Linked DNA regions of Homo sapiens: region 2 is linked to region 1. A link is an interaction called in ENCODE POLR2A ChIA-PET data of the cell type or tissue named here. Cell type or tissue: A673. All regions are shown on one strand. Links, peaks and the distances in the headings refer to the core of each region. The heading gives the core; the rest is flanking DNA.

Region 1 (5,369 bases), core at 229-5,228:
TGTAATCCCAGTACTTTGGGAGGCTGAGGCAGGCGTTCTTTGAGAGGCTGCACTTTGGGAGGCTGAGGTTAGGAGTTCGAGACCAGCTTGGCCAAGATGGTGCAACCTATTCTCTACTAAAAATACAAAAATTAGCCAGGTGTGATGGTGCATGCCTGTAATCTCAGCTACTCGGGAGGCTGAGGCAGGAGAATCGCCTGAACCTGGGAGGTAGAGGTTACAGTGAGCTGAGGTCATGCCACTGCACTCCAGCCCGGGCAACAAGACCGAAGCTCCATCTCAAAAAAAAAGTTAGTGGAGGAGTTATGAGACTGTACTTTCGTCTCACAGATGGCCTAAGGCAGTAATTTCCATAGTTGGCAGACCACGGGCTTGCCTGGAGAATCTTGACAGACATTTGGATGCCACTGGAGCCTGGGGTGCTCATCATGAAGAAGGCAGGGTCCCTTGGTGCTCACACCATGCACCTTCTGAGGAGGTGGCCAGGCGGCAGCCTGGGGGAGCCCTACTGCAAGTGGGGTCTCCAGGTGGGCATCAGTGGCCCCAGGTGGGTCTAAGTGGCCTCCAGGTAGGTGTCAGTGGCTCCATGTGAACATCAGTGGTCCCCAAGTGGGCATCAGTGGCCTCCAGGTGGGTGTCAGTGGCCTCTATGTAGGTATCGGTGGCCCTAGGTGGGCGTCAGTGGCCCTGGGTGTGTGTAAGAGCCGCGGGGCTATCTGTCAGACTTCGGTCATACAGTGGACCTCCAGGGGCTTGAACACATTCTCCTGAGGCCACCTTGAGAGGGTGGCACCCTGCACAGCCATCCCAGTGGAAGATTTATAGACACAGATGCTCAACGGCTCTCAACGAACTCTCTTTTGGGAAGGAAAGTAGGTTCTGACATTTTTAGGGCATTTTTGCAAGAGGTTTGTGGTGAGGAAACTCCCCTCCTGGGGCATCTTCCCAGATGGACTGGCACCTCTGGGTACATGGGACTCCAGGGTGGGTCCCTGGGGCTCTGGCTTCTGTGGCTTTCCTGTTCTTTCCCCATTCCAGGGGCCAAAGATGGGGTTACATCCCGGGACAAAGATGGACAGTTCCAGTTCCAAGTCTGGGGTTCTGGCCCTTTTGAGGGCGTTTTGAGGTGGCATCCTCCTCCTCCTCCTCCTGAGCACTAGATGTCCTCTCTCAGGCTGCTCAGCTCCTTCAGAGCCCACTGCTCATCTAGGAGGGCCGGAAAATGACGCAGGGCTCGTGCAGCCCCCAGCTCGTGGTCCCAGGCAGAAAAGGATCCTGGGAAGCTGCAGCTGCTGTACATGGGGGGCTGGGGGAAAGGAAGAGAGGGAAAGGGGGAGACAGAAGGCAGGGAGAGGGAAAGGAAAGGGGGGGAAGATAATATGTTGGAGTGTATATGGGATCTGCCTCCTGCCCTCTCTGGCACTTTCCAAGTGCACACACATAAGAGAACAAGAATATTCAGTGCCACCCTAGTTTGCACTGATATTAAATAGAATCCATGCGGCAACCCCCACAGGAGTCACTGAATTAACTGGAGGACAGTGGAGTCCCACTTTAGCTGTGAAAGGGATGGAGCAGTGGCCTGGGCACTGTCGCACAAAGTGTCCACGACGTTCTGCTCCCGACAGAGCAAATGGCGGAGCAGCCTGTGTGTTAGATGCAGGTGTGTGCTTGCAACGCGTCGGGGAATGGGCTGAAGGAATCCACACTGGAAATTGTTAGGCCCTGCTAGCCTGCTACATAATGGCCTAATGTATAATATTTATTGTCCACCTCCCCACGCTGGAACTGAAGCCCCACGAGGCAGGGACTTTTGTCTGTTTTTTGTTGTTGTTGTTGATGTTTCCAAAGCGCCTAGGGCAGACCCTGGCATATAGTAGGTGCTTAAGAAACAGATAATGAGGCTGGGCGCAGTGACTCATGCCTGTAATCCCAGCACTTTGGGAGGCCGAGGTGGGTGGATCACCTGAGATCAGGAGTTTGAGACCACCCTGGCCAACATGGTAAAACCCTGTCTCTACTAAAAATACAAAAGTTAGCTGGATGTGGTGGCGGGCGCCTGTAATCCCGCTACTCAGGAGGCTGAGGCAGGAGAATTGCTTGAACCCAGGAGGTGGAGGCTGCAGTGAGATCACACCATTGCACTTTAGCCTGGGCGACAAGATTGAGACTCTGTCTCAAAAAAAAAAAAAAAAAAGAAAGAAAGAAGAAAAAAAGAAACAGTTTCTGAATAAATGGATTAACAGGATGTGCACTTTTCATGGTATATTTTCTGAATTGTTTGTATTTTCCACAGTGAACATAGATTACCCTTATATTTAAAAAAATGGCCTTGGGAAATAGAGAATTCATACAACTCTATGAATAAAACCTTCTAAATTGCATGCCTTCAACGGGTGAATTTCATGGTATGTAAATTACATTTCAACAAAGCTACCGTAAAAACAAAGAGACTTGCGTCTTGGCCTGGAGGAAAGCTCCCAGGTTTTGGCCCTAGGGAAGTGCCCCTGCATGCCCAGCACACGCTGGGCAAGGTGGGCACCCCAGACACTGGGCCGGGCACCAGGACTGAGCAGCAAGGACCCCATGTCTTTCTTTGCTGTAGTGCCAAGTTATGAAAACATGGCTCTGTCTCAATACAAGAAAGAGTGTATTGAAAAGCTCATCAGCAGCGGTAGAGGTGCAGCTGAGAAAATGTCAGTTTCACAAAAGCACCTGCCTAGCCAGTGGGCGGGGACCTTGCCGTGGGGCGAAGTCCAGGCCCAGTGGCCTGGGGCTTTCTCTTTGGCTTTTCCTGGGAGCTCCATTCTAGGGGACTCATGCTCTCCAAACTCCTTTGTCAGTCCCACACTCACAGTAGGGGCGGTAGGACGAGGCCTTGGACCCTCAGAAGAATTCTTTTCTAGTCCTGTTCTGGTTTGGCCAAAGCCTGAGGCCCCAGCACCCTGGAGACAGGTAGGTGCAGGCCCTGCAGGTCAGGCAGAGAAAGGGTTAAGGCTGCTGCAGTGGGGCTGGGGGAGCCATGGCTGTCAGTTTGCAGGCAGGTGTGGGACAGGGCCTAGGCAGGCTCTTTCCCTGGGTGACAGGCAGGCAAGATCAAAAGCTGTTGGGACAAAAGGGGCTGAGGTGAATTGTCCTGGCCAAAGGCAGGGCACTCTGGGACAGTGTGCAGCCCAGTCAGGCCTCAGACATGCACCCCAGAAGAACCCCCACCCTGACAGCAAGCACCATGTGGGGGTCAAAGGTCGGGGTGTTTGGCTTGGATTACGGTGCCTGCCTTTCACCCAGAGCAAGAAAGCCAGAGAGCAGGATAAGAACCTTCCGGATTGGAACTGCCAGGAAAGGCTCCTCTGTGAGCCACGGCTAATGAAAATGTCATTGTGGCTCAGAGACATTCTTTACATTTGTGTGCATGTCCCCAAGAGAGACACACGGCACCTCTAAATAACCCGGTAAGGAGATTCGCCAAGGAACAGCCAAGCCAGCGTTTTCCGCCAGCCTAATGACGGCCCCAATGAGTTCAGCCTTTGTTGTATAATCTGTTGCTAAAAGGATTTAAAATTCAAGAAAGAAAAATGTTAGGGCCAATTAGCTACGTTGTGCAGGCCTCGATGTCTATGTGGGCCCCAAGCTCCTCTCTTGAAGTCAAGTGGGGGCTTTGCTTAAGCCCGTCTGCCCATCAGACCCCAAGCTGGACCCAATTGATCTTTCAGAGTCAGATTTTGTTGTGTAACATGGCGTGGGAGAGAAGGTCTAGGAGCTCAGGGCAGGGGCCCCGAGAAATCCTTCCCAGTTCACTACTTACGCTACCGACACACAGGGAAAAGGAAGGCTTTTATTTCTCCCAAGATGTCAGTTTAAAATACATCTCCAGGCCGGGCGCGGTGGCTTAGGTCTGTAATCCCAACACTCTGAGGCCAAGACAGGAGGATTGCTTGAGCCCAGAAGTTCAAGATCAACCTGTGCAACATAGCAAGACCCCGTCTCTTAAAAACAATTTTAATTTAATTTAAAAAATAAATAAAATAAATCTCCAGGGTGGCCCCACATTGTTCTGGCATTTCTGCTCAGAGGTCTGTGCTGATGACGGCAAAACATGATGATGACGGCCATGGTGTCAAATTCCACTGGACATGAATCCAGCTGCACGGTCCCCACACTATGAGCCCTTGCCTGGGCTTCAGCCTTCACATCCGTTCCTGGGTAGAGCTGACGCCAGAGGAGAGAGAGATCACATACTGAGGACAGTCCTGGTCTCTTGTAGTCCTGTCTGGGCCTTGCAGTGAACACCCTGCACACCAACTGGCTTATTCGTCACCAAAGGAATCCCTATTTGCAGTAAAAATCAAGTCAATAGCAAAATTAGTACCAAAGGCTCAAAGAGAAAAGTTCTCCCTCTCACCTCTTTGTATCCTTACTTCCCAGAGGTGGTCATTCCTACCACTGCTTGCCTATCTTGCAGAAGGGCCCTGTGTATAAATCACATGTGTGGGCTGGGCACAGTGGCTTACACCTGTAATCCCAGAACTTTGGGAGGCTGAGGCGGGTGGATCACCTGGGGTAAGGAGTTCGAGACCAGCCTGACCAACATGGAGAAACCCATCCTCTACTAAAAATACAAAAATTATCTAGGCGTGGTGGTGCATGCCTGTAATCCCAGCTACTCGGGAGACTGAGGCAGAAGAACTGCTCTAATCTGGGAGGCGGAGGTTGCAGTGAGCAGAGATCATGCCACTGCACTCCAGCCTGGGCAACAGAGCTATACTCTGTCTAAAAAAAAAAAAATCACATGTGTGAATACCAACAACAGCAGCAAGCACTGATCTGGTGTGTCCTGCTCGCCGGACACTGTCCCAGCTCTTCACCCATATGGATTCATGTTGGCCTTCTGAGAGCACTGTGGCACGTTCCCATTTTACAGATGAGGACATCGAGGCCCAGAGAGGTTACTATGCCCAAGTCCTCACAGGTCATACATGGCAGAATCTGGATTCTAACCCAGCAACTCACACATGGGAGGGCACTCTGGTTGCTACCGTGTTGTTTCCCTTCCTGGCCACCCTGATCACGACTCCGGCTGTCTGCTGTCTCGAAAGCTTCACAGCGCACCCTTGTATGGCCACCAGTCTCTGACGGGAGGGTTCTTTCTGGTCTGAAATCCTGCTGAATGATGCTGCTTGTGCATATTTCTTTATAGACTCTGTAAGATAAAGTGTCAGAGTGTCAGGTGTGGCATTCCTCAAGCAAAAGGCATTGTGATGGACACTGTCATAGTCACGGCCCAGTGCCCCCTGTGATGATGGCCCTGGTTTGCACGTCCCCTCACCCCCATCTCTGCAGAGACAGGCTCAAGGCCCATTCTCGGTCTT
Region 2 (5,369 bases), core at 261-5,260, 120 kb after region 1:
TAAGACACAGGCAGGTACCAGGCAGGTGGGTTGGGTTTCTTCCCCTCCATTTTTTTATTATTTTGAAAAATTTCAAACCCACAGAGGAGTCTCGAGAATAGTCTGACAAAACCTGTACAGCCTCCACCTCCACTCCCCTGCACCCCACCCCTTCTGCGTTCACTCTCATCACACACACCTATGCACACATATGGATTTTCCTGGGCCATTTGGAAGTTAGTTGTGGCATTTTCTCTCCAAATACTTCTCCCCTTCCTTCCTTCCTCCCTCCCTCCTTCCTTCTCCTTCCTTCCTCTTTCTTTCCTCCCTTCCTTCCTTCCTTTCCTTCCTTCCTCCCTCCCTCCCTCTCTCTTTCTTTCTTTCTTTCCTCCCTTCCTTTCTTTCTTTCTTTCTTTCTCTCTCTCTCTCTCTCTTTCTTTCTTTCTTTCTTTCTTTCATTCTCCCTCTCTCTCTCTCTCTCTTTCTTTCTTTCTAGATGGAGTCTCACTCTGTCACCCAGGCTGGAGTGCGGTGGCACAATCTCAGCTCACTGCAATCTCTGCCTGCCGGGTTCAAGCAATTCTCTGTCTCAGCCTCCTGAGTAACTAGGATTATAGGCACCCACCACCACACCCAGCTAATTTTTGTATTTTTAGTAGAGACAGGGTTTCACCATCTTGGCCAGGCTGGTCTCAAATTCCTGACCTGAGGTGATCCACCTGCCTCGGCCTCCCAAGGTGTTTTTTTTTTTTTTTTTTTCTTGAGACGGCGTCTCTCTTTGTCACCCAGGCTGGAGTGCAGTGGCCCGATCTCGACTCACTGCAAGCTCCACCTCCCGGGTTCACGCCATTCTCCTGCCTCAGCCTCCCGAGTAGCTGGGACTACAGGCGCCCGCCACCACGCCGGGCTAATTTTTTGCATTTTTAGTAGAGACGGGGTTTCACCACATTAGCTCGGATGGTCTCGATCTACTGACCTCGTGATCTGCCCACCTCAGCCTCCCAAAGTGCTGGGATTACAGGCATGAGCCACCGCGCCTGGCCTGCACTTGTTTCTTACAAGGACATTCACTATGCCATCCTGATACATACGAGCAGCAAGCCTGCAAGTTCAACCATTATGAGGGCTGCTACCAACTCCCACTCCATAACCAAGCCCCCCTGAGGGTCTCAGTGTCTTAGTGAGGTCCTAGCTGTTTCCTTTCTTTTTCTTTTTTCTTTTTATTTTATTTTCTTTTTTCTTTTCTTTTCTTTTTTTTTTTTTTGAGGTGGGGTCTCACTCTGTTGCCCAGGCTGGAGTGCAGCGACACGACCTGGGCTCACTGCAACCTCCGCCTCCCAGGCTCAAGCGATTCTCCTGCCTCAGCCTCCCCAGTAGCCACCGTGCCCAGCTAATTTTTATATTTTTAGTAGAGACAGGATTTCACCATGTTGGCCAGGCTGGTCTCGTGCTCCTGACCTCAGGTGATCCACCCGCCTTGGATTCCCAAAGTGCTGGGATTACAGGCGTGAGCCACTGTGCCCGGCTGCTTCCTTTCTTTTTATATGATTTCTTTTTATTGAGGTGAAATTCACATAACGTAAAATTAACCATTTTAAAGTGTACAATTCACCATGGCATTTAGTACCTTCCCCCAAACTCCCTTTATCAAGTTTCTAGACTTCTTCATCACCCCAAAAGAAAGCCCCTGACTCATGAAACAGTCACCCCTGTTCTCCTTTCCCAACCTCTGGCAACCTCCAATCTGCTTAGGCAGGGATTTTTCATAAGATCTCTTCTAAGTGTGGGGTTTTATTATTTAAAAATAGTTTACTACAAATTGGCCGGGTGCGGTGGCTCACGCCTGTAATCCCAGCACTTTGGGAGGCTGAGGCGGGCGGATCACGAGGTCAGGAGATGGAGACCATCCTGGCTAACACGGTGAAACCCCGTCTCTATTAAAAATACAAACAAATTAGCTGGGCGCAGTGGCAGGCGCCTGTAGTCCCAGCTACTGTGGAGGCTGAGGCAGGAGAATGGCATGAACCCGGGAGGCAGAGCTTGCAGTGAGCCAAGATAGCGCCACTGCAGTCCGGCCTGGGTGAGAGAGCAAGACTCCTTCTCAAAAAAAAAAAAAAAAAGACTTTATTACAAATTAAATGTGGAACTCCGCCATGTGTGTGCTTATTTTAGGGGAGGGAAGGGATGCTGTTTTTAAGTACTTCCAGCCTCTTCGCTGCAGCCGGGTGGCTGGACGTCTTCGGGCAAACCCTTTCTTTGCTTATTTTGCTTAGGTGACGATAAAGGGCTTGGAGGAAATCTTTGTTTTGTTTTGTTTTTGAGACAGGGTCTCATCCCATCACCCAGGCAGGAGTGCAGAGGTACGATCATGACTCACTGCAGCTTCGACCTCCCAGCCTCGAGCCATCCTCCCACCTCAGCCTCCTGAGCAGCTGGCATTACAGGTGCACACCGCTACACCTGGCTAATTTTTTAAAAAATTTTGTAGTGATGGGATCTCCCTATGCCCAGGCTGGTCTCAAACTCCTAGACTCAAGTGATCCTCCTGCCTCGGCCTGGCGAACTGCTGGGATTACAGGAGTGAGCCGCCACACCTGGCTGAGGAAATCCTCTTGAAGGTCCTTTCCAACCCTGGAATTCTGAGCTCATCTATTGCAAATGAGCTGGAGTGACACCCTCCAGACTCATACAAGCTTAGCCTCCGGGAATATCTGTCCGGCCTGCTGATCTCTGGCCAGGCCTGGGGGCAGCTGGACAGGGAGGGAAACCCTGTCCATGAGGCTTCTGCTCGCTGAGTGACCGCAGGCCATGCACTTGGCCTCTCGGAGTCTGCTCATGGTCCCCTTACCCACTGGTGGATCCTACAGCCAGGCAGGCTTCGTGGGCCTCTCACCTGTAAAACGGAACAACACCTGGCTCTCCGCCTTGCTGCAGGGATAACTGCAGGCCACTCCCCGGGGTGAGGCCTTGATACCTCCAAGTTGAGGCGAACAGACTGAATGTGACTCAACTGGAAGTCTCTGTCTTGACTCCCCGCCACCAGATACTGGCGGGTGACTTCCTCCCCTATGAGCCGCGGGATACTGGCGGGTGACTTCCTCTCCTATGAGCCGCCACTGGATACTGGCGGGTGACTTCCTCTCCTATGAGCCGCCGCTGGATACTGGCAGGTGACTTCCTCTCCTATGAGCTGCCACCGGATACTGGCGGGTGACTTCCTCTCCTATGAGCTGCCACCGGATACTGGCAGGTGACTTCCTCTCCTATCAGTGTTCTTGATACGGATAGGAGAGAAATACTGGCATTTACAAAGTCACAGTGATCATGCAAGTGGGGGACTCAGCATCTGGAAGCGGCCCCTGAAATGAAACCGCATGCAGGGGTCAGTTCCCGGAGTGTGTTCTGCTGTGGACCTTGAAGAAAGTTGTTGTTTATGGAAGCCCCATTAGCCCAAAACAGCCCTCAGCAGAAACAGGAACATCAGCCCATATGGGACCTCCCTGCCTGCGTCCCCTGCTGCCCCAAACACACCCCTTCTGCCCAGCTAGAAGCCCTGTTGCTAAGATACCACAGGGCTGGAAGAGATTCGAATTCCTTTTCTTTTTCTTTTCTTTTTTTTGAGACAGAGTCTCACTCTGTCACTCAGGCTGAAGTGCAGTGTCATGATCTCGGCTCACTGCAGCCTCTGTCTCCCAGATTTAAGCGATTCTCCTGCCTCAGCCTCCCGTGTAGCTGGGACCACAGGTGCCTGACACAATGCCCAGCTAAGTTTTTTTTTTTTTTCTGGAGACAGAGTCTTGCTCTATCAGCCAGGCTGAAGTGCAGTGGTGTGATCTTGACTCATTACAACCTCCGCCTCCCGGGCTTAAGCGATTCTCCTGCCTCAGTCTCCCAAGTAGCTGGGACTACAGGCACGCGCCACCACGCCCAGCTAATTTTTGTATTTTTTGTAGAGACGAGGTTTCACCATGTTGGCCAGGATGGTCTCAATCTCTTGACCTCGTGATCCGCCTACCTCGACCTCTCGAAGTGCTGAGATTACAGGTATGAGCCACCGTACCCGGCCATTTTTTTTTTTTTTTTAGTAAAGACGGGGTTTCACCATGTTGGCCAGGCTGGTCTCAAACTCCTGACCTCAGGTGATCTGTCCACCTTGGCCTCCCAAAGTGCTGGGATTACAGGTATGAGCCACTGTACCTGGCCTAATTTTCTCGACATGATGTGTGACCCATCAGAAGTGTCTGGAATGAGTTTGCAGGTGGGACGAATGATCAGTTTGGCAATGGAAGTCAAGGGAGGGCAGGAGGAAGGAGAGACGGGATGAACAAGGAAAGGATGGGCAAGGAGGCCAGTGAGTGCACAGCAATGTCAACACCTTCCAGTTCTTTTTTTTTTTTTTTCTTTTGAGACGGAGTCTGGCTCTGTCACCCAGGCTGCAGTGCAATGGCTCAATCTCGGCTCACCGCAACCTCTGCCTTCCGGGTTCAAGTGATTCTCCTGCCTCAGCCTCCCAAGTAGCTGGGATTACAGGTGCCCACCACCACGCCCGGCTAATTTTTGTATTTTTAGTAGAGACGGGGTTTCGCCATGTTGGCCAGACTGGTCTCAAACTCCTGACCTCAAGTGATCCACCCGCCTCGGCCTCCCAGAGTGCTGGGATTACAGGTGTGAGCCGCCGTGCCCGGCCCTTCCAGTTCTTTTAAATGATTCATCCAATATTTCTTGGCAGCGTCAAGTGCCAGGCTGGCTCCGTGCAGGACACCAGGGTCATGCCCGCAAACTGCGCACTTGTATCCTCACTTCCACAGAGCTTTGTCTGAAGAGGAGACATGTAGGGTCAATTTCCACCCCAAGACATGACGTCCAGGTACCACACAGCAGAGCAGGCGGAGCTGAGGGCTGCACTCAGAAGTGGGGGCTCTCTGGCTATCTTGCTAGAGTCAGCCCAGGGTCTCCAGTGACCACTCTGGGAAGCACATGGGCAGGTCATGGGGCCAAGGAATCGAAGAGTAGGGCCAAGCCCCTAGCTGAGGCTCCGAATTTGGTCAGGGCTCTTAACTTTTTGAAAGAGCAGCTGTTTGGGTTTTCCTTTTTTTTTTTTTTTTTTTTTTCAGTGGTGGATCACAGCTCACTGCAACCTCTGCCTCCCAGGCTCAAGTGATCCTTCCACCTCAGCATCACAAGTAGCTGGGACTACAGACTCACGCCACCACGCCCGACTAATTTTTGTATTTTCTGTAGAAATGGAGTTTCGCCATGTCCCCCGGGCTGGTCTTGAACTCCTGGGCTCAAGTGATCCACCTGCCTTGGCCTCCCAAAATGTTGGGATTACAGATGTGAGCCACTGTACCTGGCCTGGTTTTGCTTCTTTTTTAAAAAAATAAAAAGAG

What was found. Peaks named below come from ENCODE experiments on the same cell type or tissue, not always from the same donor. Only the 100,000 strongest peaks of a DNase experiment are listed, where the experiment ranks them.
Region 2: POLR2A ChIA-PET joins it to region 1 with 9 read pairs; 5 of 35 experiments call an interaction of 5 or more read pairs at or near these places.

Annotation. Positions count from the first base shown.
Region 1 is chr11:69,826,554-69,831,922 of GRCh38, reverse strand. LOC107984368 (a long non-coding RNA gene) reads right to left here. Exons shown (of 3, transcript XR_001748071.2): 2 at 5,011-5,200; 3 at 3,816-4,329. Among named protein-coding and RNA genes, the nearest start is that of FGF3, 9.8 kb to the right of the region's middle. In A673, for the core only: no CTCF peak of the experiment used is centred there; no DNase peak of the experiment used is centred there.
Region 2 is chr11:69,710,121-69,715,489 of GRCh38, reverse strand. No RefSeq gene overlaps it. Among named protein-coding and RNA genes, the nearest start is that of FGF19, 8.8 kb to the right of the region's middle. RefSeq lists a silencer at 3,003-3,203. In A673, for the core only: no CTCF peak of the experiment used is centred there; a DNase peak (open chromatin) is centred at 3,099; H3K4me3 peaks cover 425 bases.